Linked DNA regions of Homo sapiens: region 2 is linked to region 1. The links are chromatin loops, found by intact Hi-C in ENCODE. Cell type or tissue: heart right ventricle. All regions are shown on one strand. Each heading gives the region's core, and the rest is flanking DNA. Links, peaks and the distances in the headings are about the cores only.

Evidence for each region. Peaks named below come from ENCODE experiments on the same cell type or tissue, not always from the same donor. Only the 100,000 strongest peaks of a DNase experiment are listed, where the experiment ranks them.
Region 2: a loop joins it to region 1, with 5 times the contacts of the local background. A loop is called at or near these places in 7 of 110 quality-filtered maps.

What each region holds. Positions count from the first base shown.
Region 1 is chr17:19,440,645-19,455,612 of GRCh38, forward strand. It overlaps LOC105371574 (a long non-coding RNA gene), which reads right to left. Exons shown (of 3, transcript NR_188341.1): 2 at 12,941-13,016. It also overlaps the pseudogene RPS2P46. Among named protein-coding and RNA genes, the nearest start is that of LINC02094, 30 kb to the left of the region's middle. RefSeq lists enhancers at 272-1,056, 12,254-12,755, 12,756-13,255. In heart right ventricle, for the core only: CTCF peaks have their summits at 6,617 (motif pointing left) and 6,827; a DNase peak (open chromatin) is centred at 6,617.
Region 2 is chr17:19,311,218-19,326,185 of GRCh38, forward strand. EPN2 (epsin 2) reads left to right here. Exons shown (of 11, transcript NM_014964.5): 6 at 835-927; 7 at 1,888-2,062. Among named protein-coding and RNA genes, the nearest start is that of EPN2-AS1, 12 kb to the left of the region's middle. RefSeq lists an enhancer at 5,949-6,488. In heart right ventricle, for the core only: CTCF peaks have their summits at 6,224 (motif pointing right) and 10,791 (motif pointing right); a DNase peak (open chromatin) is centred at 6,274; H3K27ac peaks cover 2,936 bases.

The DNA of each region.
Region 1 (14,968 bases), core at 3,380-11,379:
CCTGCACAGCCTGTGAAACTGTGAGTCAATTAAACATCCTTTCTTTATGAATTACCCAGTTTCAGGTAGTTCTTTATAGCAATGTGAGAATGGACAAATACAGAAAATTGATACTGGGAGTGAAGTATTGCTATAAAGATACCTGAGGTCTCCCTCTCCCTCTACCTCTCCCTCTCCCCACGGTCTCCCTCTCCCTCTCTTTCCACGGTCTCCCACTGATGCCGAGCCGAAGCTGGACTGTACTGCTGCCATCCCTGCTCACTGCAGCCTCCCTGCCTGATTCTCCTGCCTCAGCCTGCCGAGTGCCTGCGATTGCAGGCGCGCACCACCACGCCTGACTGGTTTTCGTATTTTTTTGGTGGAGACGGGGTTTCGCTGTGGTGGCCGGGCTGGTCTCCAGCTCCTAACTGCGAGTGATCCGCCAGCCTCGGCCTCCCGAGGTGCCGGGATTGCAGACAGAGTCTGGTTCACTCAGTGCTCAATGGTGCCCAGGCTGGAGTGCAGTGGCGTGATCTCGGCTTGCTACAACCTCCACCTCCCAGCCGCCTGCCTTGGCCTCCCAAAGTGCCAAGATTGCAGCCTCTGTCCGGCCTCCACCCCGTCTGGGAAGTGAGGAGCGTCTCTGCCTGGCCGCCCATCGTCTGGGACGTGAGGAGCCCCTCTGCCTGGCTACCCAGTCTGGAAAGTGAGGAGCGTCTCTTCCCGGCCGCCATCCCATCTAGGAAGTGAGGAGCGCCTCTTCCCAGCCGCCATCCCATCTAGGAAGTGAGGAGCGTCTCTGCCTGGCCGCCCATCGTCTGAGATGTGGGGAGGGCCTCTGACCCGCCGCCCCGTCTGGGATGTGAGGAGCGCCTCTACCCGGCCGCGACCCCGTCTGGGAGGTGAGGAGCATCTCTGCCCAGCCACCCCGTCTGAGAAGTGAGGAGACCCTCCGCCTGGCAACCGCCCCATATGAGAAGTGAGGAGCCCCTCCGCCTGGCAGCCACCCCGTCTGGGAAGTGAGGAGCGTCTCTGCCCGGCAGCCACCCCATCCGGGAGGGAGGTGGGGGTCAGCCCCCGCCAGGCCAGCCGCCCCGTCCGGGAGGGAGGTGGGGGGGGTCAGCCCCCCGCCCGGCCAGCCGCCCCGTCCGGGAGGGAGGTGGGGGTGTCAGCCCCCCGCCCGGCCAGCCGCCCGGTCTGGGAGGTGAGGGGCGCCTCTGCCCGGCCGCCCCTACTGGGAAGTGAGGAGCCCCTCTGCCCGGCCACCACCCCGTCTGGGAGGTGTGCCCAACAGCTCATTGAGAACGGGCCATGATGACAATGGCGGTTTTGTGGAATAGAAAGGGGGGAAAGGCGGGGAAAGGATTGAGAAATCGGATGGTTGCCATGTCTGTGTAGAAAGAGGTAGACACAGGAGACTTTTCATTTTGTTCTGTACTAAGAAAAATTCTTCTGCCTTGTGATCCTGTTGATCGGTGACCCTACCCGCAACCCTGTGCTCTCTGAAACATGTGCTGTGTCCACTCAGGGTTAAATGGATTAAGGGTGATGCAAGATGTGCTTTGTTAAACAGATGCTTGAAGGCAGCATGCTCGTTAAGAGTCATCACCACTCCCTAATCTCAAGTACCCAGGGACACAAACACTGCGGAAGGCCGCAGGGTCCTCTGCATAGGAAAACCAGAGACCTTTGTTCACTTGTTTATCTGCTGACCCTCCTTCCACTATTGTCCTATGACCCTGCCAAATCCCCCTCTGTGAGAAACACCCAAGAATGATCAATTAAAAAAAAAAAAAAAAAAGATACCTGAAAATGTGGAAGTGACTTTGGAAATGGGTAACGGGTAGAAGTTGGAACAGTTTGGAGATCTCAGAAGAAGACAGGAAGATAAAGGAAAGTTTGGAACTTCCTAGAGACTTGTTAAATTGTTGTGACCAAAATGCCGATAGTGATATGGTTAATGAAGTCCAGGCTGAGATGGTCTCAGATGGAGATGAGGAACTTATTGGGAACTGAAGCAAATGTCACTTTTGTTATGTGTTAGCAAAGAGGTTGGAGGCATTGTGCCCCTCCCCTAGAGATCTGTGGAACTTTGAACTTGAGAGTGTTGATATAGGGTATCTGGCAGAAGAAATTTCTAAGCTGCAAAACATTCAAGACTTGGCCTGGCTACTTCTAGCAGCCTATGCTTATATTTGTGAGCAAATAAATGAGCTGAAACTGGAACTTATCTTTAAGAGGGAAGCAGAGTGTAAAAGATTGGAAAGTTTTCAGCCCAGCCATGTGGTAGAAAAGAAAAACCCATTTTCAGGGAGGAATTCAACCCAGCTACAGAAATTTGCATAAGAGGAACCATAATAATAGCCAAGACAATGGGGTAAATGCCCAGAAGGGATTTCGGAGACTTTCATGACAGTCTCACCCATCACAGGCATGGAGGCCTAGAAGGGAAGAATTTCCTGGGCCAGGCCCGGGGCTCAACTGCCCTACACAACTTAGGGACACTGTTCCCTGCATCCCAGCTATGCCAGCTCCAGCCATGGCTAAAAGGGACCCAGATACATCTCAGGCCACTGCTCCAGAGGATGCAAGCCATAAGCCTTAGCAGCTTCCATGTGGTGTTAAGCTGGCGGGTACACAGAGAGGAAGAGTGGAGGCTTGGGAGCCTCTGCCTAGATTTCAGAGAAGATATATGGAAATGCCTGGATGTCCAGGAAGAAGTCTGCTGCAGGGAAGGAGCCCTGATGGAGGACCTCTACTAGGGCAATATGGAGGGGAAATATGGGGTTGGAGCTGCCACACAGAGTCCCCACTGGGGCACTGCTTAGTGGAGCTGTGAGAAGAGGACCACTCCCCAGAATGGTAGATTTACCATCAGCTTCCACTATGCACCTGGAGTGCCACAGGTACTCAACTCCAGCCCATGAAAGCAGCTGAGGGGGCTGTACCCTGCAGAGCCACAGAGGTAGAGCTGCCCAAGGCCCTGGGAGCCCACCTTTTGCATTGGTGTTCCCTGAATATGAGACATGGAGTCAAAGGAGATTATTTTGGAGCTTTAAGATTTAATGACTGCCCTGTTGGGTTTCAGACTTTCATGGGGCCTGTAGCCCTTTTGTTTTGGCCAATTTCTCCCATTTGGAATGGGAGAGAGTATTTAGCCAATGCCTGTACCCCCACTGTATCTTGGAAGTAACTAACTTGTTTTGATTTTACAGGTTCATAGGCAGAAGAACTTGCCTTATCTCAGATAAGACTTTGGATTGTGGACTTTTGAGTTAATGCTGGAATGAGTTAAGACTTTGGGGGACTGTTGGGAAGGCATGATTGTATTTTGAAATATGAGAAGGACATGAGATTTGGGAGGGGCCAGGGACAGAATAATATGGTTTACATTTTTGTCCTTGCCCAAATCTCATGTTGAATTGTAATCCCCAATGTTGGAGGAGGGGCCTGGGGGGAAGTGATTGGGTCATGGGGGCAGACTCCCCCTTGCTGTTCGCGTGATAGTGAGTTCTCATGAGATCTGGTTGTTTCAAAGTGTGTGGCACCTCCTGCTTCGTGCTCTTCCTTCTGCTCCCACCATGTAGGAGTGCCTGCTTTCCCTTCACCTTCTGCCATGATTGTAAGTTTCCTGAGGCCTCCCCAGACATGCTTCCTATACAGTCTGTGGAACTGTGAGTCAATTAAACCACTTTTCTTTTCTTTTTTTTTTTTGAGATGGAGTTTTGCTCTTGTCGCCCAGGCTGGAGTGGACTGGAGCGATCTCAGCTCACTGCAACCTCCGCCTCTGGGTTCAAGTGATTCTCCTGCCTCAGCCTCCCGAGTAGCTGGGATTACAGGCATCTGCCACCATGCCTGGCTAATTTTTGTATTTTTGGTAGAGATGGAGTTTCACCATGTTGGCCAGACTGGTCTCGAACTCCTGACCTCAGGTGATCCACTCACCTCAGCCTCCCAAAGTGTTAGGATCACAGGCGTGAACCACTGCACTTGGCCTAAACTTCTTTTCTTTATAAATTACCCAGTCTTAGGTAGTTCTTTATAGCAATGTGAGAATGAACTAATACAAATACCTACTCTGCTGTTAATTCCATCTAATGTTTCTTTAAAAATATTTTCTATTTATCTCCTCATCTTCTACATTCTTGAGCACGTGAACCATATTTATGATATCTATTTTCTATATCACGTCTGTTAATTGCATCATTTATGTCACTTATGAATCTTATTATATTGATGGATTTTTGTCCTGATTATGTGTGATATTTTCTTGCTTTTACCATGTCTATTAATTTAAAATTTTTTTTTAACTTATGGTAAAACAAATGTAACAGAATTTACCATTTTAACCATTTTTAAGCATACAGTTCAATGGCATTAAGTACATTCACATTATTGTGCCACCATCACAATCATTCATCTCCAGAATTTTTTTCGTCTTACAAAACTGAAACTCTGTACCCATTAAACAGTAACTCCCCATTCATTCCTCCGCCCAGTCCCTTGCAACCACCATGCCACTTTCTGTCTCTCAATTAATTCTGTCAATGTTGCTTCATACATTTGGGTGCTCTGCTGTTAGATGCGTATTTCTCCTTCAGTTTTGAAGGACAGTCTTGCCAGTCATAGTATTCTTGGTTGATAGCTTTTCTTCTCTGAACATGTTGAACATATCATCCCACCCCTTTCTTGCCTATACAATTTCTGTGGAGAAATCTACTTATACTATAATGGGAGCTCCCTTGTACATCATGAGTCACTGCCCTTGCTCTTTTAAAGACAATAGTTTGATTATAACATGTCTCTCTGTATGGGCCTCTTTGAGTTCATCTTACTAATAATCTTACTAATTTACTAATATTTGTTTTGAGATTGTTGAATTTGGATGTCCACTTCCTTTGTCAGATTTGGGACGTTTTCAGCCATTATTTCTTTAAATAAGTTCTCTTTCTTCTCTTTCTGGAATGCCTTTAATGTGTATGTTGATCTGCTTGATGATGTCCCATTAATCTCTTAGGCTATCCTCACTTTTCTTCATTTTTTCTTCTTTTTGCTCCCTGACTCAAAGATTCAAATGACCTGTTGTTTAGTCCACTGTTTTGTTTGATCAGGTCTGCTTTTGAACTCTTTTAGTGAATTTTTCAATTCAGTTGCTATATTCTTCAGCTCAAAAATTTCCGCTTCTTTCTTTTTTTTATCATTCTATCTCTTTGTTGATTTTCTCATCTTGTTGTTGCATTTTTAAAAATTTCATTTAATTATCTGTGTCCTCTTGAAGGTCACTGTGTTTCTTTTTTTTGTTTTGTTTTCACGCTTAATTCACTTTATTTTTCTTGTATAAAAACCCTATGTTGTAGCCACAGCTGGAGCCTGAGTCCGCTGCACGGAGACTCTGGTGTGGGTCTTGACGAGGTGGTCAGTGAATTCCTGATAGGGAGACTTGGTAAATACAGTCTCCTTCCAGAGGTCGGGGGTTAGGTAGCTGTAGGTCTTAGAAATGGCATCAAAGGTGGCCTTGGTGAAGTTGCCCAGGGTGGCAGTGCAGCCCCGGGCTGAGGTGTAGCAGTCATCGATACCAGCCATCATGAGCAGCTTCTTAGGCACAGGTGCGGAGACGATGCCAGTGCCCCTGGGTGCAGGGATGAGGCGTACCAGCACAGAGCCGCAGCAGCCTGTCACCTTGCAAGGGACAGTGTGGGGCTTGCCGATCTTGTTCCCCCAGTAGCCTCTGCGCACGGGGACGATGGAGAGCTTGGCCAGGATGATGGCCCCACGGATGGCGGTGGCCACCTCCTTGGAGCACTTAACACCCAGACCGACGTGGCCGTTGTAGTCCCCGATAGCAACAAATGCCTTGAACCTGGTGCGCTGGCCGGCACGGGTCTGCTTCTGCACTGGCATAATCTTCAAAACCTCATCCTTGAGAGAGGCCCCCAGGAAGAAATCAATGATCTCTGATTCCTTAATTGGGCAGGGAGAAGAGATAGATCTCCTCCAGGGACTTGATCTTCATGTCCTTGACCAAGCGGCCCAACTTGGTGACGGGCATCCACTCCTTATCCTCGGCCTTGCCTCCGCGAGCTCCGCGGCCTTGGCCCCGGCCCCGTCCACGGCCGCGACCCTGGCCCCGGATGCCACTGCCGAAACCTCCGCGGAAGCCACCGCGGTTCCCCATCTCAGGGCCACCAGGGCCTCCGGGCCCCCCCGCTGCACCGGCGTCATCCGCCATTTGGTGTTTTGTCGGAAAAGAAGCCACTGTGTTTCTTTAAGACAATTATTTTGAATTATTAATCCGATAGTTTATAGATCTCCATCTCTTCGGAGGCAGTTTCTAGAGATTTATTTTGTTCCTTTGATTTGGTTATATTTCCCTGCTTTATTGTGTGGCTTGTGATATTTTTTTTGTTGAGTTGTACGCATTTGAAAAAAAATAGCCTTCTCTCTCAGTCTTTATGGATTGGGTTTGTACGGGGGAATTCTGTTCACCAATCAGCCACACCTAGAGATTCTGGGGGCCTCTGAAATCTTTTTAGGAGGACGCAATTCCTCTGAGCTTTGCCTGTAATTTTCCAGTTAGAGAGGTTTGCCAGTTTCTTTTTCAGAAGATCATAATCTTTGGCTCCCTCTGGTGTCTGTCTCTAGAACTGCAGGTTCCCTGGTGCCACAGCAGCAAGCCACTCTCCTCTCCTTTGTTTTCAGAGGCCCCATCCAAAGTATGCTGGTTCCCTGTCAGCTCCCCTAGATCAGATGAGACATTCACCAGTCCTTGGAGCAGCTCTCTGAAAAGCTGGACAGCCAGCCAAACAGCCCACTCTTCTACCTCCCTGCCAAGGGAAGACCTATGAGTTGAGCACCTCCCAGTTACCCTGAGTCATGCCATCCTCTGTGTGCCGCACTTCAGGCCTTCTGGTGGCACAGTAAGCCACCCCATTCTCCCTTGCTTTCAGCATCCTCCAGGCATCCAAACTATTCTGGTTCCATTAGTGCCCTGAGTCAAGTAAGACAGAAACTAGTTTTCTGGGCAGCCTTCTGAGAAGCTGGAACGCTGGGCACTCTTCTCTCCCCTCCCTCTAACCTAAGGGAGAAGCCATGAGAAAAGCCGAGCTGTGCTAGCTTGGGACAGGGACAATTGCAGATAAAGTGAAATGGCTCTTCTTACTGATTTCAATGCACTGTTCTTGGCTTGATCTTGCCTTGGGGTACTGCAACTTCCTCACTGGTTTCTAGAGTTCTCATAAAGGTATTTTGGTCTATATATTGTTGTTAATTTGGTGTCACTGTGAAGGAAACAAGGGTGGGGGCTTCCTATTCTGCCATCTTGCTGATGTCACCCCAATTCCTCTATTCTTTACTCCAAAAGATCATATCAGGTCAAAAGATGTACAGAACTGGGTGTCAAAAAGGTGTTCAACACAAATATATTTAATGAAAGGTTGAACAAGTGAGGCAGAGGTTTAGTGTTACTCTAACAGAATACTGGAGACTGGGTAGTTTATGAAGAAAAGAGGTTTATTTAGCTTGCAATTCTGGTGGCTGGAAAGTTCAAGATTGGGCCTCTGGTGAGGGTCTCAGGCTGCTTCAGCTCAAGGTGGAATGTGAAAGGGGAATCGGCATGTGCAAAGAGATCACACATGCTGAAGAGGAAGCAAAGCAGGGAGGAGGTCCCAGGCTGGTTTGTTTGTTTCTTTGTTTTTTGAGACGTGGTCTTATTCTGTCACCCAGGCTGGACACTGTAACCTTGAACTCCTGGGCTCAAGCTATCTTCCCACGTCAGCCTCTTGAGTAACTAGGCCCATAGGTGCATGCCACCATGGCTGGCTAATTTTTTCCTTTTTGGTAAAGACAGGGATGTTGCAATGTCTGTGTTGCCCAGGCTGGTCTTGAATACTTGGCCTCAAGCAATCCTCCTGTCTTGGCATCAAGCAATCCTCCTGTCTTGGCATCCTAAAGTGTTGGGATTAGAGATGCGAACCATCACACTGGCCCAGGCTCCTTTTAACAACCAGCTCTCTTGTGAACTAATGGGAGGACATTAATTCATTCATGAGGGATCCACCCCCATGACTGAAACCCCTCCCACCAGGGCCTATCTCCCAAAATTGCCGCATTGGGGATCTAAATTTCAATACGAGGTTTGAAGGGGACCTTTTTTCTGATCTGCTGTTGTAAAACCACAGCAGCTGTGGGGACAAGGGTAACTCTATTTCAGATGCTAATCCACCATGTGACTCCTGACTAACCTCGAGTCTGGGAATGCCTCCAAGATGTCTAGTTGATGTATTATTCTTTATGTAGAAATCTCTGTTTACTGTAAGTTTTGCCTTCCCTCCTAATCAACCCTTGATGTTGTTGCACACATCATAGGCCATGACACCCTCAGCATTCTTTCAGCTATCTACACATTCCTTCCGGAGCATGTAGACTTCCCTCCCGATACATAAGCCATGGGTCTCAGGGGTTGCAGTACACAGATCTGCCTGTCTCGTGGCCATAGAAGACTACACTTCTGTGTGTAAGTTCCCTAATAAATCACCCTTTACTGACAAACTGGATTTGTCTGCCTTGTTCTTTGGTTTCTTATCTCCTTCTGTGTTTGTGGGTCACTTTGCATTTACAGGGCTTTTAGGAAAGAACAACAGACCAGACAAAGATTATACCTCCTTGAACTAGTGAGAAAACTAAAGATCAGGAAGGCTATTGGATATACCCAATGTCAAAGTCCTTAATAGCAAAGCAGCAATCAGAGAGCCAGAAAATCTGTAAGCAAGAGATAGATCTGTAGTGGATTGAGTAGTGTTCCTCCAGGTACTGTCTACCAGATCCTCAGAATGTGACTTCGTTTGGAAATGAAACGTCTTTGCAGATGTAACTAAGCTAAGGATCTCAAATGATGTCATACTGGACTTAAGGTGGGCCATAAGTCCCCTAACTGGCATCCTTGTGAAAGAAAGGAGAAGGAGATTTGAGACGAGACACAGAGGGAGATGCCTTGTGAAGATGGAGGCAGAGATTGGAGAGATGTGTCTGCATGACAAGGAACGCCAAATATTGCTGGCACCCACCAGAAACTAGGAGAGAGGCACAGAACAGACCCTCCCTCACAGCCTCTAGAAAAAATACCCCCACCGACACCTTGATCTTGGACTGCAGGCCTCCAGAATTGTGAGAGAATAAGCTTCTGTTTGTTTGAAGCCACACAGTTTGTGGGATTTTGTTACAGCAGCCTTAGGAAGCTTCTGTTGGGTTTAAATTTCAGAGCCATAACTTCTATTCCCAGTGACACCACAGGCCTTGAGAAGGGGATGGAGTCTCAGGCACTCTCACACCATGCTGACTGGACAGCAAATCTGTAAAGTCATTCTGTAGGGCAATCTGACTATATACATCAAATGTACGTTTTATTTTATCAGTAGCAACAATCGTAGGAGCCTCACTCAGATGCAACAGTAAAGGACCAAGGTCTGCAGGAATATTTAAGACACCATATTCTGAACCTAAGACCACTGCCCAGCCTTAGTGGACTTGTGATTTCTCTTCCCCCTAGTTTTACATTTGGGGGGCCTGCTCTGCAACGTGGTCATTCTGAAATCGAGACCAAATCTTGTTCAGATGCGAGAGAAACAAAACAAAACTAGGTTCCACCCTTGGCTAACACTCACCCCACTCACCACAAAGGATGGTAGTGAAACTACAGAAGAAAACAGAGGCCAGGCACGGTGGCTCACGCCTGTAACCCCAGCACTTTGGGGGGCCGAAGTGGGCAGATCACAAGGACAGAGGTTCGAGATTAGTCTGGCCAATATAGTGAAACCCCGTCTCTACTAAAAATACAAAAATTAGCCGGGCATGGTGGCAGGCGTGGGAGGCTGAGGCAGGAGAATCGCTTGAACCTGGGAGGCAGAGGTTGCAGTGAGCCGAGATTGCGCCACTGCACGCGCCACTGCACTCCAGCCTGGGCGACAGAGTGAGACCCCATCTCCAAAAAAAAAAGAAAAAAGAAAAAGAAAACAGATTTGGCTGGGTGAGGTGGCTCACACCTGTAATCCCAGCACTTTGGGAGGCCAAAGCGGGCGGATCACCTAAGGTCAGGAGTTTGAGACCAGCCTGGCCAACATGGTGAAACCCTGTCTCTACTAATAATACAAAAATTAGTCGGGTTTTGTTGGTGCATGCCTGTAATCCCAGCTACTCAGGAGGCTGAGGCAGGAGGATTGCTGGAACCCGGGAGGTAGAGGTTGCAGTGAGCCAAGATCACACCATTGCACTCTAGCCTGGGTGACAGAGCAAAACTCCGTCTCCAAAAAAAAAAAAAAAAGAAAAAAAGAAAACAGATCCAACTGAGAGGGGAATAACAGGCAAATTGGCATCAGAAAAATCAATCCCGTGCTTGTGTGCGGTTATAAATACCTCTGAAAATTGAGGACTTGCCCGTTGTTAGTGGATTGTTTCATCACTGTATTAAACGTAAAGGGGACAAGATAGAAGATGTGGTCTTCTAGGCACTGGCTCCATGGAACACTATCTGGGGGAACTTTCTTTAACACAGATAATGCAAATGCCTATTTTTCTAATAACAATTAATTTAAAAAATTTCTATCTTCAATAGTGAGAAAAACAAACAAATAAAAACAGAACAATAACAACAACAACAAAACAATGAATGAACAGACCGGGTGCAGTAGCTCATGCCTGTAATCCCAGCACTTTGGGAGGCTGAGATGGAAGGATTGCTTGAGCTCAGGAGTATCACGCCCAGCCTGGGCAAGATAATGAGACCCTGTTTCTACTACTACTACTACTACTACTAATAATAATAATAATAAATAGCCAGGAATGGTGATGTACACCTATAGTTCCAGCTACTCAGGAGGCTGAGGCAGGAGGATCACTTATGCCCTGGAGACCAAGGCTGCCATGAGCCATTAACACACCACTGCACTCTAGCCTGGGTGACAGAGAATCTGTCTCAAAAAAATAAGTAAACAAACAATTAATGGACAGATGTTTGGAAGACAAAGTTTACCTCCCAGAATTCTATAGACCTTTCCAGAGATGTGGAATGTTAGCATTTTTATTTATTTTTTATATTTATTTATTTATTTATTTATTTATTTATTTATTTATTTAGAGACGGAGTCTTGCTCTGTCATCCAGGCTGGAGTGCAATGGCACGATCTCTGCTCACTGCAAGCTCCGCCTCCTGGGTTCATGCCATTCTCCTGCCTCAGCCTCCCGAGTAGCTGGGACTACAGGCGCCCACCAACATGCCCGGCTAATTTTTCTGTATTTTTAGTAGAGACGGGGTTTCACCGTGTCAGCCGGGACTGTCTCGATCTCCTGACATTGTGATCCGCCCGCCTCGCCCTCCCAAAGTGCTGGGATTACAGGCGAGTCACCGCGCCTGGCGCAATTTTGTTTATATGATTCTGATATCGTCCCATTTAACACATCAAAAAATGCACAAATACATACTTTAAAAACATTCTACAGTTCTTTGACTTTTAAAAAATATCTTTCAAAAATCTTTTTAAGAATGCTTGACATTGTATCTACCCTCTTAACATGCAGACATGCACACGCAGGGTCATGCACACACACACTGGCTGGGACTGGCAGAAGGGGCCACTGTGGTGTGCCTGCAAGCCTAGGGGTGGGCCCAGGTGGCACCATGGCAGGGGCAGATCTTGGTGGTAGTAGTAAATATTCAAATGAGCGTTTTGAAGGCCAAAGTGGAGAAGGATTCCATGTGAAAAGCAGTTGAACATGGGTCAGTCGGTCCTGAGACAGGCGAGCATCATCCCAAAGGAGTAGGCATTGGCCTCAATCGCTGTCAGTGATAGAAAGGGAGTTGGGTTTGGATTCCCAAATCCAGAGTGGCGGAGATAGGAAACACCAAGTTGCCTTCTCCAGTGCTGTATCCTGGAGGAGCCGGCAGGAGCCCAGGGAGAGATCTCTTTTTCTTGTGAAGTGCAGGGCGTGCTAGAATAAATTCACAGTTCTGGAGACTTCTAGTGGCACTTGAGAATCCGGGGAAGGGGGTGCAAATCTCCGTGGCCCATATACCAGCAGGTCTCCCAGGTGAACAGCCTCTGGACAAAGTAGGTAAGGGAAGTCATCCAGCCAATCACTTACTTGGGAATAAAAATGGGCTCTAAGGGCTCGTCAGGTACTCTTGACTGGTGAATATGGTTTGGATGTCTGTCCCCTCCAAATCACGTGTTGCAGTGTGATCTCCAGTGCTTAAGGTAGGATCTGGTGGGAGGTTTTTGCGTCATGGGGGTAGATCTCTCATGAGTGGCTTGGTGCCCTTCCTGAACTGATGAGTGAGTTCTCACTCTATTAGTTCACATGAGAGCTGGTGGTTTAAGACAGCCTGTCATCTCTTGCTCTCTCTCTCACATGTGACACAGTGGCTCCCCTTTGCCTTTGGCCATGATTGGAAGCTCCCTGAGGCCTCACCAGAAGCAGGTGCTAGTGCCATGCTTCTTGTACATCCTGCAGAACTGTGAGCCAAATAACCCTCTTCTATATAAATTCCCCCAGCCTCAGGTATTTCTTTATAGTGAAGCAATATGGACTAACACACTAGATAAGGTGATTAACTTTCCCATCCTCACCCAGGATCCCCTGGACCTTAGATATCTCCAGCCTCCTGCCCCCAAGGAAGGGTGGATGTAGGGCCCTAGTGGGAGAAAGGGTCCTGCAGTGTCATGGGGTCGCTGGGTTCAGGGACTGTGGCTGTGGACAGGAGCTGGGCCTTTCCCATGGATAGCCCCAGCTGCTGTGGGCCTCGTGGCTGCCCAGGGAGCCCCAGTCTCCAGCAAAACCTCAGCCAAGGGAATGTGCTTGGAAGGATCTTGGGGAAAGACCCCAGAGACTGAGCGTGGTCTGGCCTGGTGAGGAGACAGAGGAGTCTGCTACTCCTGTGGTTTTCTCCAATGACCAGCAAGAGCATCCTGACCTCCAGGAATTTTCACCACCAGCTCTGGGGAGGTCCACTGGTGTCCCAAAGCAGGCCAGGGTTGACAGAACTTCCCCTGGAACAAAAGGGGGAAAGTGCACTTGATTTTCACTTTCAGGATGAACGGGAATGCAGGGCCTCTCCATCCTTCTAACTACGGGGATTTTACTCAGGTGACGTCAGACAAGTCATACAGGGATCCAGGTGAAGTGCACATCCCCATTTAATGCAGAAATACACAAATTGAGTTCCGATCTCCTGCCTGTCAGCACGGCCCCTACTAACCCTGAGACAGCATCCTCAGATTTTCAAAATGAAGGGAACTTCGCTGTCAGCAAACAGCTGTGGTACCCAGGTGCTCTGCCAAAGAAGCAACCAGGAACTTTAGAACTGTGCTCTTCAAATGCCTGGCAACCCCTGCACTTTTCTCCGTGAGAGGTGATCAGCCAGGGTCAGAGTGGAAACGCTAAAGAAGAGCTCCCTGGGAGTGTGGGCACCACGATAAGTCTCATCCCCAGACACCTCTCCACAGCCACTTTGCCTGAATTGCCAAGTGAATGGCGGTGCTGCAAACACTTTTGCTTTTAGTAGGTCTTTATGCAAGGAAATAAAAAATCTCAGGACCACTCAACTCCTTCTGCCAAAGGGAAAGTTAAGCCTGGAGGCTGAGTCACTGGCAACACCCTCTTCCAAATGAATTGCTGTTACTTCACAACCTTGTGTCAAAGCATTAGGCATTAGCTAGACCCCCATGGAAGGGCCTCAGGCATCTCCAGATGACAACCCCCACAAAGCACTCATAAGTAAACTCTTATGTCAATTGACTTGACTTACTGTCAATCAAGGAAAATAACCCAGGCAAGTCTCAATCATTTTGGGAGGCCTATTTGCCAAAGTTAAGGATGCACTCCCAGAGACAGGTCTATGCCTTTCTCTGAAGATAATTTTGGTGGCTTCAATATTTAAAGGGGAATGGGCGGAATATTGAGAAATACACAACTTTCATGTGAGAGCGGGGTAGGGAAAAACAGTCATTCATGCCTTTGCCTGGCTCAGTGAATCTGAATTTTTACATGAGATGCCATAGACCATAGGGCAGAGGAAACAGTAAGATATGCATTTGTCTCACATGGGCAGAAGCATGAATCTGAGCTCTGTCGTATGTCCCAGCACCTGTGAAGATAAGCTATCAATTTACATTGCCATGGTGAACTGCAAGAGAAACATTTTAGAGTAAAGATCTTGAGGCCCATAAGGATCTTTACCCTAAAATGTGAGGGAGGTATGTAGCTTTTCATCTTTGCAGCCATCTTATTTGTGACCCAAAATGGGAGGCAGGTTTGCATGCGCTGGTTCCCAGCTTGACTTTTCCCTCTGGCTGAGTGAGTTTGGGAGTCTCAATATTTATTTTCCTTTCACACACCTTTCAAGATGTCTTTCTTCCCATAAATAAGGACTTGAGATGTGCAATCCAAGTCCAGCTCCTAAAACTAAAGTCTGTTGTTGCATTCCACGCTGACAATGTCCATTACAAGCTTATCTTCCGAGGGGCAGAACAAAGTCGGCATGAGATCAACCATTCCTTCCCCTACCAAGAGACATCAGCATAATTGAGACCTCCTTTACTCCCCTCTTCCTTCAAACATTCACCTTATCTGATGTAAAATGTAGGTTTACTGGACACTAACTAAAGTCTCACAAGAATGTAACATTTGCCTTGCCACCTACCTGCCCCTTTTCCTACATGCATTCCCCCACTTTAAGGAAATTTATATGTACAGAAGCTCCTGAAAACTTCTCCACAAAAAAACAGCCACAGGTGCGTCTCTGGCTTGAGTTTTTCCTCAGATGTGCCCTCAAGCTCTAGCTTACTAAACCTCAAATCATTGAGCCTTGCCTCAGTCACTCATTTAGGGTACCATTTATAAACATGTGTGATGAGGCCCCCAAGTACTCCCATTTTTGCTGGAGTGAGAACCTTCCCTCTCTCCTCACAGTGATGCTGTAGCTGCCTGATGGGTTCTTCCT
Region 2 (14,968 bases), core at 2,821-10,820, 130 kb before region 1:
CACCAGTAACTGCCCAGGTGGATGCATGTGGCTTCATGGCCAGCAGCCCAGGAAGAAGGTGCGTGGTAGCATCCACTGAGAAACATAGGGACAGACGGACGGTTTGAGCCCATTTTAGTTAATATTTATAATAAAATATAAGGGAGCAAGTTCAAACTCCCGTGCTGATCAGTAGTGGCATTGTCCCTGTGAATAGCTACTGTGTAGCAGCCTGGGTAATACCATGAGACCCTATCTCTTAAAAACAAGAAAAGAAAAAATACAAGGAATATATTATTTATATTTAATTATTATATTATATAAAAGCTTAGGACAACCCTGTCTTTTGCATATGGTGACTTTGCCTTAAATAAAGATAGTGAATCATTTCTGTTAGGAATCATAGAAATATGCAGCCATTTTCCGGAAGCATACACAGTGGAGGTGGAATGATACGTGATTTTTATCTTCTTTCTAATTCCTTTTTGGGTTGTCAGATTTGTGTTTTATAAGGACACACATTGCTTCTATAAGTAGAATTTATAAAGCCAGTTTCATTTTGAGAAAAAAATATTTTAGATTAAGCATTCCCTTTCCCCAGTTTGGTGGTACCTGAGCCATAGTCTCCCTGGTGTGACCCCACAGGGGTCCAAGTCACAGGAGTCGCCATGAGGGAGGGGCCTTCTGGGTACACACACATTTGGGATTTGAAAGTAATTGTGTTTTACAAGTAGTTTTGAAATCTTCCTTTGAAATACTGCATCATACAATGTGCATTTCCTGTTTCTGGCCAGTGTGGCTTTGTTCTGTACAGTGATGTTATTACAATTACCAGTTTGCATTGTCCCTCTACAGGAAGAACGCCTCAGGCGGGGTGATGACCTCAGATTACAGATGGCCCTGGAAGAAAGCCGAAGGGACACAGTTAAAATTCCAAAAAAGAAAGAGGTAAGAGCTTGCTGGGAGGGTAGATGTTTCACCCTGTCCTGTAGTTGTTGCCTCAATATCCCCCCACCAACTTGCCTGGATGGCGTGATGCACAGTGAGTTCTCCAACCTCAGCAAATAACCTTCATGCCTGTAGTGAGCGAGAGCCAGGTGAGCAAGCGACTGAAAACACACCTGAACTAACCAGGAGACACTTAATGTCCCAGTGCCTCAGTCTGCTCGTTTGTAAAATGGAGGTGATGATAGTGCCTGCCTCCTGCCGCTGTGGCTACGGCAGCTGTCAAGTGAGCTACATGCCAGGGGCTGCGGAACGCTTTCCTGCAGCAGGGTGTGCCCCCAGAAGTGCTGGTTGCCTCTTCAGCCCTGTGCCAGGCTTCCTGCTGTGATGTAGAGATGACCAGGACATGGCTGGGCTCTTGACAAGCTCATCATCATCCAGTCAAGACCCAGACCCCTTCTACACCACAGGCCCCGGGGCTCCATTGGCCTCCTCTGTTACAGTGCTACTGAGGCCGGTGGAGCCCCTGGCTCCTGACTGGTTGATGTTGATGATCCCTGATGACACATGGGGTGGTCTTGAGAGTGGGGAGCATGCAGGTGCCCGAGGAGGAGGGCCCTCAGGCTGGCCCTGGATGGTGGCTGGCAGGTGGGAGGGATGGCGTTCTGGAGGAGGTCCACAGCCTGGGCAGAAGCCAGTGTTAGCCTGGAAAAGTCTGTTGAGCCCTGAGGTCTCTGAAGTCTGGTGAGGGGGTTTAGCAAACAGTAAATAGCTTGTTGTGACTGGAGAGCTGGCTGGACGGGGAGGGAGATGGGACGGCTCAGTTTCCAAGTTCTTCTCAGCCCCTCCTAGAGGGCTTCACTGGAGGAAGAGGCACAGGTGGGTGATATTTATGGCTAGTTCATGAGTATTTGCTGTAACTGTAGCATAGTAAAACCTGTCCCCTTCTCTTTGTCTTAAAAGCATGGCTCTCTCCCACAGCAGACTACGCTGTTGGATTTAATGGATGCTCTCCCCAGCTCGGGCCCCGCGGCCCAGAAAGCAGAGCCCTGGGGCCCGTCAGCCTCCACTAACCAGACCAACCCCTGGGGCGGGCCAGCGGCTCCTGCGAGTACTTCAGACCCCTGGCCATCGTTTGGTAAAGACCCCATTACTGGTCTCCCGTGCTTGCCTGCTGGATGGGTGAGGGGCAGGGCAGTGCTTCTTGCTGTCTCTCACCCACTTGGGTCTGGTCGATTGTGGTGGGTGTCCAGGCTCCTCCAGCCCTCAGCAGTGATATCCAACTGGCCCTTGCCCTCCTCCTTGAGGATGGTGGCATGGTGTTCCCTCTTTGTTTTGAGTGGTTTTCTGCTTTGGGAGAAGGAAAGTCAACCTCCCCTCAACCTCCCATTTGCATCAGAAATGGCTTGTGCCTTCTCTGGGACATGTTTCAACTCTTGCAGCCTCAGCGTTACACCCAGCGTCCCAGCTGAAGGAACCAAAATACACAGCATGGAACATCCAAATCAAGCTGCTGTAATTAGATGGAAATTATGATGTGCTTACCACCACTGCTGATGAAAAGGGGATACATTTGCTATAATTCTGCTTGTTACTTAAAGCAATAGAAAATCCGTTTAATAGGCTAAATGAATATTTTAAAGTTTTGCTTAATGTGAGATGTAAGAGGAATTGTGGTGGGAAGTTCAAAATGTGAGCATGACACAACTGGTTTGATTTGGGTGATGATCTTGGGCCCACGAGTTTCTTAATCACTGGGCAGGAGCATGGCCCAGCAGGCTTTATGAAGGCTTCCTGGCCTGGTGCCCTGGGAGGCCCCTCCTGGTGTGCTAAACCCTACTGGGCGTGGCTGACCTGTGGGCTGTTTGGGAACTTTGTATATCTTGTGGCATCTTGCCTGTATCTCCTGGAGTCTCTGTTTCTCTCAGAACCGTCTCTTGTGTTTAACTCGGTTCCCTAGATGTTTGCTAAAATGTACCAAGTGACAGGCTGTGTTCTGCTGTGCATGACCCCTGAGACAACAGGTGATTATTGTCCCTGTTGTCTGTTGTCAAGGCCCTGCTCAGGAGCGGGCAGGGCAGGAACACAGCGTAATAGCAGTACTGTGTAGTCCAGGACTCGATGGAGGTTATTTGAGAGCATCCTGGGATGAGATGAGACTCAGTACAGGAGTCCAGGAGTGTGAGGTAAGCATTTTGGAGGAAGGCCACTTCCGTTGAGTCCCCAGGGAAAAGAAGGTGTCCAGGCACCAAGAGGCAGGGAGTTCCCTGCAGAAGACTCAGCGTGTGAGAAGCAGAGGGGTACGGAGTGGTGGAGTGGGTGCAGATGCAACCAGCTGGTGTGAACTGGGAAGCAGGGGAGAAGGGCCCAGATCACTCAGGGCCTGCACTCAGCCTTACCAAGTGCTTGGACTTGGTCCAGAAGACACTGTCAGCCCCCGATGCCCTTTAGCATCTGGTGAGTTCCAATAGCTTGATGGTGGCCTCTGTAACCCAGGCAGGGCCTTATACCCCCTTTGGCAGGAGCCCTCTGGGCCTTGGGAAAAGCCCCAGGCAAAATTGCCCACAGCTTTCATTGACTGAAGGCCAGTTCCAGGGCTGCTCAAGAGGTTGGTTCACAAGGTTTGTCACTTGTGTGTGGTACCCCCAGGGAGCCTGTGGTATGGTTTTACTCACCACACATGGGGACTGTGGTGCCCCAGGGCTGGCAGACCCTTTTAGACAGTGGCTTTGGCTTTATTTTTAAATCTGAAGAATGATTAGTCTGTAAAGTGATGGCCACCATAAGTTATGGTTAGGATGTTTTCAGGAAAGACTGTTCATTAAACTGTCGGATAGTTGTCTTAGTGCCCTGTAAAGAAAGTGGTCACACCAGGAGCCAGGTGGGTTTAATAGAGTTAAATTCTGGGGAGGGAATTGGGGATCAGAGTGGTGGGAAGGAGACTTAGTTTTAACACTTTACCTTTTTATATTGTTTGGCTTGTTTACCAGGGGTAAGTTTTTCCCAGTCAGGAGAGACAAAAATCTCAAAATATCTTTAAATGACCAAGTTATGCCCAGCCCCTCCTTTGGCTGGTGAACAGGGCTGTGCCCTGGACCCAGTGTTCTGGGCCGAGCCAAGGACCTGACCTGACCCTCTAGGAACATAGCGTAATAGCAATACCATGTTGAGAGCACCCTGGGGTGAGACTCGGTACAGGAGTCCAGGGGGTGTGAGCGGAGGAGTCTCCCCTGATGAATGGGGGCAACTTGGTGGGCTTGATGGGCTGCTGCTTCACCTAGGAATGCTGCCCATGTGAATCTGCCCTCCCAAATTTTAAGAACTTGAGATAAAATTCACCATTTCAACTTTTTTTTTTCTTTTTTTTGAGACAGTCTCACTATTGCCCAGGCTGGAGTGCAGTGGCACCATCTTAGCTCATTGCAACCTTCGCCTCCCAGGTTCAAGCAATTCTCCTGCTTCATCCTCCTGAGTAGCTGGGATTACAGGCTTGTGCCACCACACCAACTAGTTTTTTATTTTTAGTAGAGACGGGGTTTCACCATGTTGGCTGGGCTGGTCTCAAACTCCTGACCTTAAGTGATCCGCTTGCCTCGGCCTCCCAAAGTGTTGGGATTACAGGCATGAGGCACCGCTCCTGGCCCATTTCAACCATTTTAAAGCGGACACTTCACTGGTTTTCAGCACATTCACAATGTTGTGCAGCCACCATCAGATATCTAATTCCAGAACATTTCCATCACCCCAGAAAGAAACCGCATACCCAGGCCCTGGCAACCAGTATGTGCTTTCTATCTCCAGGGATTTGCCTCTCTGGACATTTCATAGAAACGGAGTCATGCACTGTGTGGACTTTTGTGCCTGGCTTATTTTGTTTAGCATCATGTTTTCAAGGTTCATCAATGTTATAGCGTGTGTCAGTCCTTCATGACTTTCTGTGGATGAATAATATTCCATTGCATGGATATACAACACTTCGTTTAACCATTCAGCAATTGATGGATATTTGGGCTGTTTTCACATTTTGGCTATTATGAATCCAGTTTTTTAAAGAGAAGATAGAAACCTGGATTTTTGAAATCTAGTGTTTAAATGTTGGCTGTGAATTTTAAAAATTAAGAATATGGTTTGAGCTAATTAAAAGCTATCTGAGGATGGGCACATGTGGCTTGTTGACTGCCAGTTGGCCATCTCTTGCCACTTGCCCAGCCTAGGACCTTCTTGGTTCTGATGCACTTGGCATTATTACCAGTGACTTGGGGAGGAGATAGGCCACCAAAGCCCATAGACATTGTTAATAGGTTTGGGACAGGCTCAGTGCTTATGGCACCATGTCCTGTAGTTGTCACACCATCCTGGACTGCTGCAAGGCCCTTCTGTGGCCCTGGCATGTCCTGGAAAAGTCACCACAAATTCCAATATGGAGAGATAGCCACTGTTAAAATGTTAGCTTGTCTGCTTCCTGTCTTTTTTCTGGGCATTATGTTTTTACTCAGTTGAAGCTATATTGTATATATAATTACGTGTGTATGTATGTGTATATTTCAATTTGTAGTGTCATGAGCATTTCTAGGCATCATTAGAAATTCTAAACAATACCACGCTGTACCATCATTTACTAAGCAGCCTAGTGATGTTCATAGGGGTGTTTTTGCAGTTCTGGCACTCTGCTTTCAATAGAAAAATACATTAAAATCACAGTGATTTCTTTTAATTCTGAGATTCTTTTCTCAGTGGTGGTGTTGACCAGCTCTGCAGGAGAATGGCCCTCTGCTAGCTCCTGCATTCACTGAAGCGTGTTAGCACACCCTCTGCTTCCACATTCCATCAGCGTAGCCTCAGAGCAAGAGTGTGGTATTGGATTTATTGTTTAGCATCTAGTTAAATCCAATAGTGCAAATTTTCAGGGTCACCCCTCCATCCTGAGACTCATTCATAAATTAGAAAGATTGGAGTCCCTTCCCCTAACAGTGTTAGCTGTGCCCTCTGGATGAAAGAAACACTGTTTTGAAAGCCACCATTTGTAGTGAGCCCCATCATTACCAGTTTTTTCCAAGCAGCACTAGGAGCAACTTGGCCAAGTGGCCTTGGGAGGAAATGCTCAGGGTTGAAAGGAGGGAGATTGGAGCCTGCCAGGTCAGTGGGGCGCTTCCTCCTCTGTTCCAGACACACAAAGCAGCCACCTGGTCTGAGGAGGGCTTATAGCCTGCTGATTCAGAAGACCTTGGCTGGCTGGAGCCCTCTCTCTGTACTCCCGCCCACTGCCTGGGCTGGGACAGAGGCTGTCTTCCGCCCTGGCAGCAGCAGGTGGTGCTACTGGCTTCTTGGTGACCTCTGCACGGCTCAGTTCTTCTGTGACGCACCACCCCCCCGCGTTGTGACTGCCTCCCTGTGCACATGAATATTCATCTGTGAGGCTCGGGATGAGCCAGGCTGGCGGGTGGGAGGCGACCGGGACACAGGCTCCCTGTGAATGGGCCCCACAGAGGAAGAGGCCGGAAACTGCTTGATCTTTCAAACCTTGGTTCCATCTTCGTTTCCTCTCATTCACTTGAGCTTTCAACAAGCATTTATTGATTGGGTATGTGGCATGGCCTGGACCCTGCCGAGGACGTGGAGAGGGAGAGCACAGAGAGAAGCCTTGCAGCGGATCTACTGTCCATTCATAGAGGAGGAGCATGCCCATTGCCTCCCCGAGCCAGCAGGCGTTCCCTGAGGGTACAGCTGGCCCTCAGGGAATGATTGTGACTTTGTGACTTTGTCTCCAAGTCACATTTCAAGAAAGCAAGGTGCCACAGTGTGTGACCTTCCATGACTCCCCCGCACACAGCAAAGAAGGAGGTCACACTGGCCACGGGACTTTGTATGTGTCTGGGGGGCTTTGCCCATTTGTATAGTCTGAATTCAGCCCAGCAGTTTGCAGTGTCCTATACACATGGGTCCCCAGTGTCACTTGCAGAATGCAAACTAGACAGAGCCCACCCACGCCAAACAGCTTGTCCATGATTACCTGGGTGATTTGGAGGTGGTCAGGATTTGATTCAAGCACAGACTTCACTCTATGTTCAAAGCTGTCTGGGCTGTGACCAACTTTGTCTGTGTGGGCTATAAGAGTAGGGGGTTCTTGGCTGGACATGGTGGCTGACGCCTGTAATCCCAGCATTTTGGGAGGCTGAGGTGGGCGGATCACGAGGTCAAGAGATCGAGACCATCCTTGGCCAACATGGTGAAACCCCATCTCTACTGAAAATACAAAAACTAGCCAGGCGTAGTGGTGGGCACTTGTAATCCCAGCTACTTGGGAGGCTGAGGCAGGGAGAATCGCTTGAACCCGGGAGGCGGAGGTTGCAGTGAGCCGAGATCATGCCACTGCACTCCAGCGTGGGCAACAGAGCGAGACTCCATCTCAAAAAAAAAAAAAAAAAAGAGTAGGGGGTTCTTTCTGAGCCAAAACTTGTAGTTTCAACATTGTGCATGATACAGTTGCAGAGTTTTAAAATTCTTAGCAGTGCTGTTGTTTGTTATTTTAATAGCAGATTCTAAAGGGGAAGCAGGGCCCATAAGAGCTAACTGGAGGTGTCAGAAGAGTCTCTGGAATAGTTTCAGGTGGCATTCCACTGGAGTGTGGGGTTCTCACGTGGAAGCCTGGCCCATGAGTCCTGGATGGTGGGTCAGCGTGCTGCTGGCTCATGGAGAGTGCTTCAGAACCCGTGCAGTGGAGATACTGCACATATTGCAGAGTTCATGGTAGAAAGAATTCTTCCGGAAATGTTGGCTGGGCATGGTGTCTCACGTCTGTAATCACAGCACTTTAGGAGGCCAAGTTTGGCAGATCACATGAGGCCAAGAGTTCGAGACCAGCCTGGCCAACATGGTGAAACCCCGTCTCTACTAAAAATACAAAAAATTAGCCAGGTGTGGTGGTGTGTGCCTGTAATCCCAGCTACTTGGGAACCTGAGGCATGAGAATCGCTTGAACCCGGGAGGCAGAGATTGCAGTGAGCCAAGACCATGCCACTGCACTCCAGCCTGGGCAACAGTGAGACCCTGTCTCAAAAAAAAAAAATTTCCAGAAATGTTAAAATGCCTTGTGTTAACTCTTAAAGATATAAACCTATTAGTTTAAACTGTGTTTAGAACCTCACTGTCTGAGAGTACGTCTAGATGGAAGGACAGATTCTACTTTTTAAATTTTTTTTTTGAGATGGAGTCTCGTTTTGTCACCCAGGCTGGAGTGCAGTGGCGCAATCTCGGCTCACTGCAACCTCTGCCTTCCAGGTTCAAGCAATTCTCCTGACTCAGCCTCAGCCTCCCAAGTAGCTGAGATTACAGGCGAGTGCCACTACGCCCAGCTAATTTTTTTGTATTTTTAGTAGAGACGGGGTTTCACCATATTGGCCAGGCTGTTCTTGAACTCTTGACCTCATGATCCACCTGCCTTGGCCTGCCAAAGTGCTAGGATTACAGGCGTGAGCCACCTCGCCTGGCCCCTTTTTTTTTTATTTTTTATTTTTATTTTTTTTTGAGAGAAGGTTTCCCTCTGTTGCCCAGGCTGGAATGCAGTGGTATGATCTGGGCTCACTGCAACCTCCGCCTCCCAGGTTCAAGCAGTTCTCCTGCCTCAGCCTCCCAAGTAGCTGGGACTGCAGGCATCTGCCACCACACCCAGCTAATTTTTGTATTTTTATTAGAGACAGGGTTTCACCATAGTGACCAGGCTGGTCTCCAACTCCTGACCTTGATCCACCCGCCTCGGCCTCCCCAAGTGTTGGGATTACAGGCGTGAGCAGCGTTGGGATTACACCATGCCCAGCGACAGATTATACTTTTGCAGGGAGCCTGGGTGTGCAGCGGCTGAGGCCAGAAAGGCGAAGCCTGAGGGACCTGGGGCTCGGAGCAGAGCTCAGAGACTCCTCTCTGGTGAGGGCCTCTGCAGGGGCTCAGGCATCCTGGATTCCCTTAAATGCCTAATCTTTATATTGTGTCTCATTGTCTGCCTGGCAAACTCTTATGTATTTTTGAAATCATGGCTCAGACATCCCTACTCAGGGGATGTGGTCACCCCGTCCTCAGGCCTGCCTCTTGCCCTCTTGCCATTGATGGCTGCCTGTGACCCGCATGCTGGCTGTAGTGGCTGTCTGTTTCTCTATCTCAGAGGGAGGGGCCATCCTGGGGCCAGGCCTGGGGACTGCTGACCAAATGTTGCTTGGATAGAACAAGGTGACCGTGGGAGACCAGAGCTTGTCTCCACCACGCATCTGCCCACTCAGGCTTGTAAGTCTGAGCTGGGTGCTCACATGGGGCCTCATTTTTGAGGAGGGCTTGGTGAGAGGTCTGGGTGCACCCAGAGCTCAGTGTTTCTTATGCATCCTGTCTGCCCATTTGAGTCATCTCAGTAGCTTCTAAAAATCCAAATGCTCAGGCCCACCCCAGAATCTGTGTGTATGCAGAGGACAGCATCAGTATTTTACTAAAATCCCTAAGAGCTTCCCAAGAAGAACCATGGTTGAGAACCACTAGTCTGGTGCCCCCTGGCCCAGGGTGCATGAATACCACTCAGTCTAAGACACTTGAAAGCTCCATGTCTTAGATAATCAGGATGGAGATTATGGGCCACTCTAATCTGGTTGTGTTTCTGAGCCCCTGAATTGGACATTTATCCAGAACCTGTTAGAAGTGGTCACTGAACTCCAGTGTGCAGAGATGCAGATAAACTGCAAAGTCCCTGCCAGCCTGAGGTCCTGTGGGTCCCTTGATCCTTGTGACCTCTCTTCAATCCCTAGTTAGTGATGGAGCACACCCTCTGTGTGTCAGGCTTGGATCTCGGGGATGGGCAGCAAAGCAGACCCAGCCGATGTTCTCATGGAGCACATGCTTTGGCAAGGGGGACAGATGCAGTCTCACATGCACACAAGCGGCATGAGTGCCCTGAGAAGGGTTTTGAGCTGGGTTTAGAGTGGGAACTGCATGGCGGGCTGGCATAGAGGCTGCAGAGTGGGGGCTGGGCCTTCCCAGCAAGTGCCCCACATACAGTATGTCAGGGGAGCCAGTTTGTTCGAGATGTGATGCTGCCCTCAGCTTGACCCAGTGGCTAGGAGGTGACCACCAACACTCAGACCCCCTTTGCTGTGTTGTTCACCTCAGAAGCTCAACCCTTTGCTCTGGCACGCACAGTGGCTGCCTCTGGTGCCCACCTCATAGTCCCAGTTAACACAGCCCAGGGAATAGAGAGAGTGGATTTCTCTGTAGCTCCAGTACCATTTCTGGGATTTAGGGATGGGGGACTGGAGTTGGGGACACTTTGCAGATTGACTTTAACCAGTGAGAACCCTTTTCTGTTGCCAGGGCAGGATCTGTCCCTTTTGAGACTGACTGGAAGTGGGTGAGGGGAGAATTCTTCCAAGGAGAACCAGGGCATCCTTGCAGGAGAAAGCAGGAGTGGGGGATAGAAGTAACCGGGGCATGTCCCCTGACAGAGGCAAGTGGGAAGGGATAGTAGCTGGGGAGTGAGATATTGTGCAGGGGAGATGATGCATGGTCAGGGCTGCAGGGAAAGCGAGGCTCCAGTCTGTTATCCAGGCACAGCTGGGCTGCTGAGCATGGGCAGTGAGGAAGGCATGTTGACTCCCCCAGGCTCCACAGGGGGCCAGAATCAGCCTGGCACTTGGCCCCAGGTCTCCCGTGTCCTCTGTGTTGTGTCACCGCAGTCCTGAAGTCACACCACAGCTCTTCGGCTTGCAGTCAGCTCTCTCCCTGATTTGTCATTTCCACCATGCCACTTACGTCCAGCTGGGACAGAGAGCTGAGGACCCACAAGGTGTCCTGTTGCAGGGGGTTAGAGTGAGGGCTTGTCTCTACAGTGTGATTCCAGCAGGGGGCAGATTTTTGTTTACTGATAGCCCCTTCCCCATGTCGAGCAGAGGTGGACCTGGCAAGGGCAGCTTCAGTCCTGGGGGAGGACGATCTGCATGAGACACTGGAAGACGAGGAGTGAAGTGTCAGAAGAAGCTTCTGGATGGAAACAGTTATTTCTGGAGCCTCTAGAAGGTTGTGGGTTCTGGGGCAGTAGCAGGAGAAGCCCTGAGTCCAAACAGGAGTGGACAGGCCATGAGGAAACGAAAGGCACAAGTATCCATGGGATGTTGGGAACAAAGCTTGCAGATTGACATCTGCTTTGGCCTGGCCAGGCCCCCATCGCCGGGGCAAGCTTGGGAAGGAGTGAAGGCAGCACTCTCCTCCTCTCCCTCCTAGTGCTGCTACAGCTAGCCAGTAGCTGATCCCGGCCAAAAGTGAAAAAGGCCACCAAGATAGTGGCTGGTGGGCCAGGTGCAGTGTCTCCTTGCGCCTGGCCAATAATATATTTTTACGTAAGAATTTGTGGGACAACTGAAACCTGTGAGACCAGCCTGGGCAACATAGGGAGACCCCATCTTTACAAAAAATAAAAAAATCAGCCAGCATGGGGGTGTGTGCCTGTGGTCCCAGCTACTTGGGAGGCAGAAGTGGGAGGATCCCTTGAGCCTAGGAGGTTGAAACTGCAGTGAGCTGTGATTGCACCACTGCGCTCCAGCCTAGGTGACAGAGCAAGAACCTGTCTCTAAAAAAAAAAAAAAAAAAAGGTAGTGGCTGGTGTGGCTTAATAGGCCCTTACTAAAGCTATTCAGCATTTCAGAGACGAGAAGGCATGAAGCTACATGTAGGATGCCTAGCAGTTGGTTCATCTTTTTGAAAGCCAAGGAGTCTCCTCTTCACCTGTCCATCCTTGAGCAGCAGAGCTGGGGCTTTTAAGAGAAGCATTTGTAGAATTCAGAGTAGGAATGAGGGAAGAGACTAGTTGTCTCGGAGGCTCAGGGGAGCATTCCCTGGTCTTCTGAGATTGACACATCACTGCCACCTTCTGCTGCCTTTCTCTAGGCCTCAGAGCTCAGCCAGGCTGTCACAAGCTTGCTGGGTGCCACCCTAATGTCTGGTGCCAGGGCTGAAGGTAGCCCTCACTCCAGGGAGTTTACAGTGCATGAGAGACTCATAGTTAAATAATAGTTATGGTGCTGTATGATAAGTGATCTAAAAGTCAAGGGGGGGATTCCAGAGGAGTCAGAGAAGGCAGGAAGAGAAAATAAGAGGGCCGGAGAGGCCCAGAAGATGCCAGGCATTTGGGAAGCAGTTGGGAATCAGTGTGGCTGGGGGTAAACACGGGAGCAGAGTGAGGACACCTAACACATATCTGTTTGGAGTTTCAGAAGAGCTAATATTTGAAAGCTGACAGGGTTTTCCAGAATTTTGGAAAGATGCTCCTTCTCAGATCCAGGAAGCCTGGTGAATCCTAAGCAAGATAAATCAAAGAAATCCCCACCTGGACATATCATCAGGAAACTGCAGAACACCAGAGGAAGAAAATACCTTAAATAAACCTACAGAGAACAGGCCATTCATTACAAAGAAATGGCAACTAAATGGATAGCTAACTTATTGACAGCAACAGTAGATGTCTGAGTGGCATAGAGTCTTCAGTGTGCTGCAAGAAAAACACAGTCAACTAGAAAGCCATTGCTAGCAAAATCATCTTTCTTCCAAGAATTGATAATTTTTTTAAAAAAGATATTTTAAATTTGGAAACAACAACAGCAACAAAAACTGCCAACCCCCAGAATTCTGTATTCAGTGAAAGTGTTCTTGAAGAGTAAAGTTGAAAGGATGACATCTGTTAATAAAACACTAAGAGAATTTGTTGCCAGCACATCTGTACCACAGAAATGTTAAGAGAAGTTCTTCAGGCTGATAGGAGGGAAAACCAGATGGAAACTCAGATCTTCAGGACAGAATGAAGAGCATCGGAAATGGGAAATAATTTGGGAGAACATTTCAGAAGTAATAAGGATATAAGAAAATTTGAGCGGCACAATCCATAAGCTTATGAATTTGTTGTTCCCAGCAATTGGAGAATACACATTCTTTGCAGTCACATGCAGAATACTTGGAAAAAATTGATGATGTCCTAGACAGAAAAGCTAGTCTCAACAAATTGCAAAAAATTGGTATCACATATAACACAATTTCTGATCACAGTACACTTATGTAAAAAATCAGTTAAAAGGATAAGTAGAAAACCTTCATACACCTAAAATTTTAAGAACACTTCTAAATTCTTGAGTCACAGAAAAAATTATAATGAAAATCAGATATATTTAGAACCAAATTAAATATATATTTAGACGGAGTTTTGTTCTTGTTGCCCAGGCTGGAGTGCGATGGCGTGATCTCAGCTCACTGTAACCTCTGCCTCCCGGGTTCAAGCAATTCTCCTGCCTCAGTCTCCCGAGTAGCTGGGACTACGGGCATGTGCTACCACGCCCAGCTAATTTTGTATTTTTAGTAGAGATGAGGTTTCTCAATGTTGATCAGGCTGGTCTCAAGCTCCCGACCTCAGGTGATCCACCCACCTCGGCCTCCCAGAGAGCTGGGATTACAGGCATGAGCCACTGCGCCTGGCCAATAGTATATTTTTACATAAGAATTTGTGGGACAACTGAAGCAATAGTAAAATAAATTTATAGCTCTAAATGTTCACATTAGTAAAAAAGATATAATGAAGTTAGAATAGCATTACACTGACGTAAAATAAAAGGAAATTATAAGGATAAAGATAGAAATTAATGAAAAGAACATAAACACATAATAGTATCCGTAAAGACAAGTCAGTAATTGAAAAGAGTAATAGACAAATTTCTGGCAAGAAATTTTTTTAAGAGGAAGGGCACAAACAGCATTAGGAATGAAACAGCATAACTGCCGGCACACTCAGGATTTCATGTCGGGTGAGAGGCTGACTCTTTGATCAGCTCTGTGCTTACAAATCCAAAAACTTAGATAAAATGGATAAAATTAAAAAGGAAACAGCAAAGCTAACTGAAGAATAATAAAAAACCTATAAATAGAAATCTGTAATCATGGAAGGTATGGAATCGGTATTTAAAAATCCTCCCCTTCTGCAAATCCACCCAGAGGGCTTTGCTAGTAAGTACTAACAATATTCAAGAAACAATCCCACTTTCATACAAACTCCTTTAGAGAACAGGAAAATAAAGAATATTCCTAGTCATTGTATGAGACTAGCAGAAGCCTAATGGCAACACCAGACAAGGGCAGTGCAGTGAGAACAAACATTTCAGGCCAGTCTGGTTATGAATATAGATGTAAAAATCCTAAGGAAAGAAACAATTACAAAACCCAAGCCAGGGAAATATTTTCAAAGATGTACATTATGAAGTACTTTGTTTGCAAGAACCAACTCATTAGAAAATTTACAAATGTACCATATTAACAGATTAAAACAGAAAACATGTGGTCATCTTAGAGGCAGAAACCATTTGATAAAATTCATTAGCCATTTATTTCCAAATTCTAGCAAACTTGGAATAATGGCAAACTTCCATAACCTGATAAAGGGCTTCTAAAAGGAAAAAAGCCTATAGCTAACATTGAACTTAATGGTAAAATATTAAAAATTGATCCTGTAACATCAAGAGCAAGACAAGGATACCAACTACCAGCACTTCTATTTGATGATGTAACTGGTGATCCTAGCCAATGCAGTAAGACAAGAAAAAGACAAAGTATAAAGGACTAGAAAGAAGACACTAAATAGTCATCATTTGCAGGTGATGGGATTGTACATAGAACATGAAAAAATTTCTACAGATAAGTTATTAGAATTAAGAATTATTTGAATTATTATTAGAATCAATAATTGGAATGACTTCTAATTAACAGTTTGGCAAGATTGCTGGGTACAAAAGAGTATACAAAAGTTTTTCTGCATAACAATAAATAGATTTCTATGAAAAGTTTAAAAGATACTAGTTCCTAGAAATAATGCTTAGTTCCTAGGAATAAATCTTACAAAAGTTGTACAAATATCTGTGGGAGATAAAGGGTAAAAATTAAAAAGATTAAATTTGACCAAAAGATATTAAAACTTAAGCAAATGCAGAGATACCATGTGATCTTGGTTTGGAAAACTCACTATTGTAATGATAATGCTTCT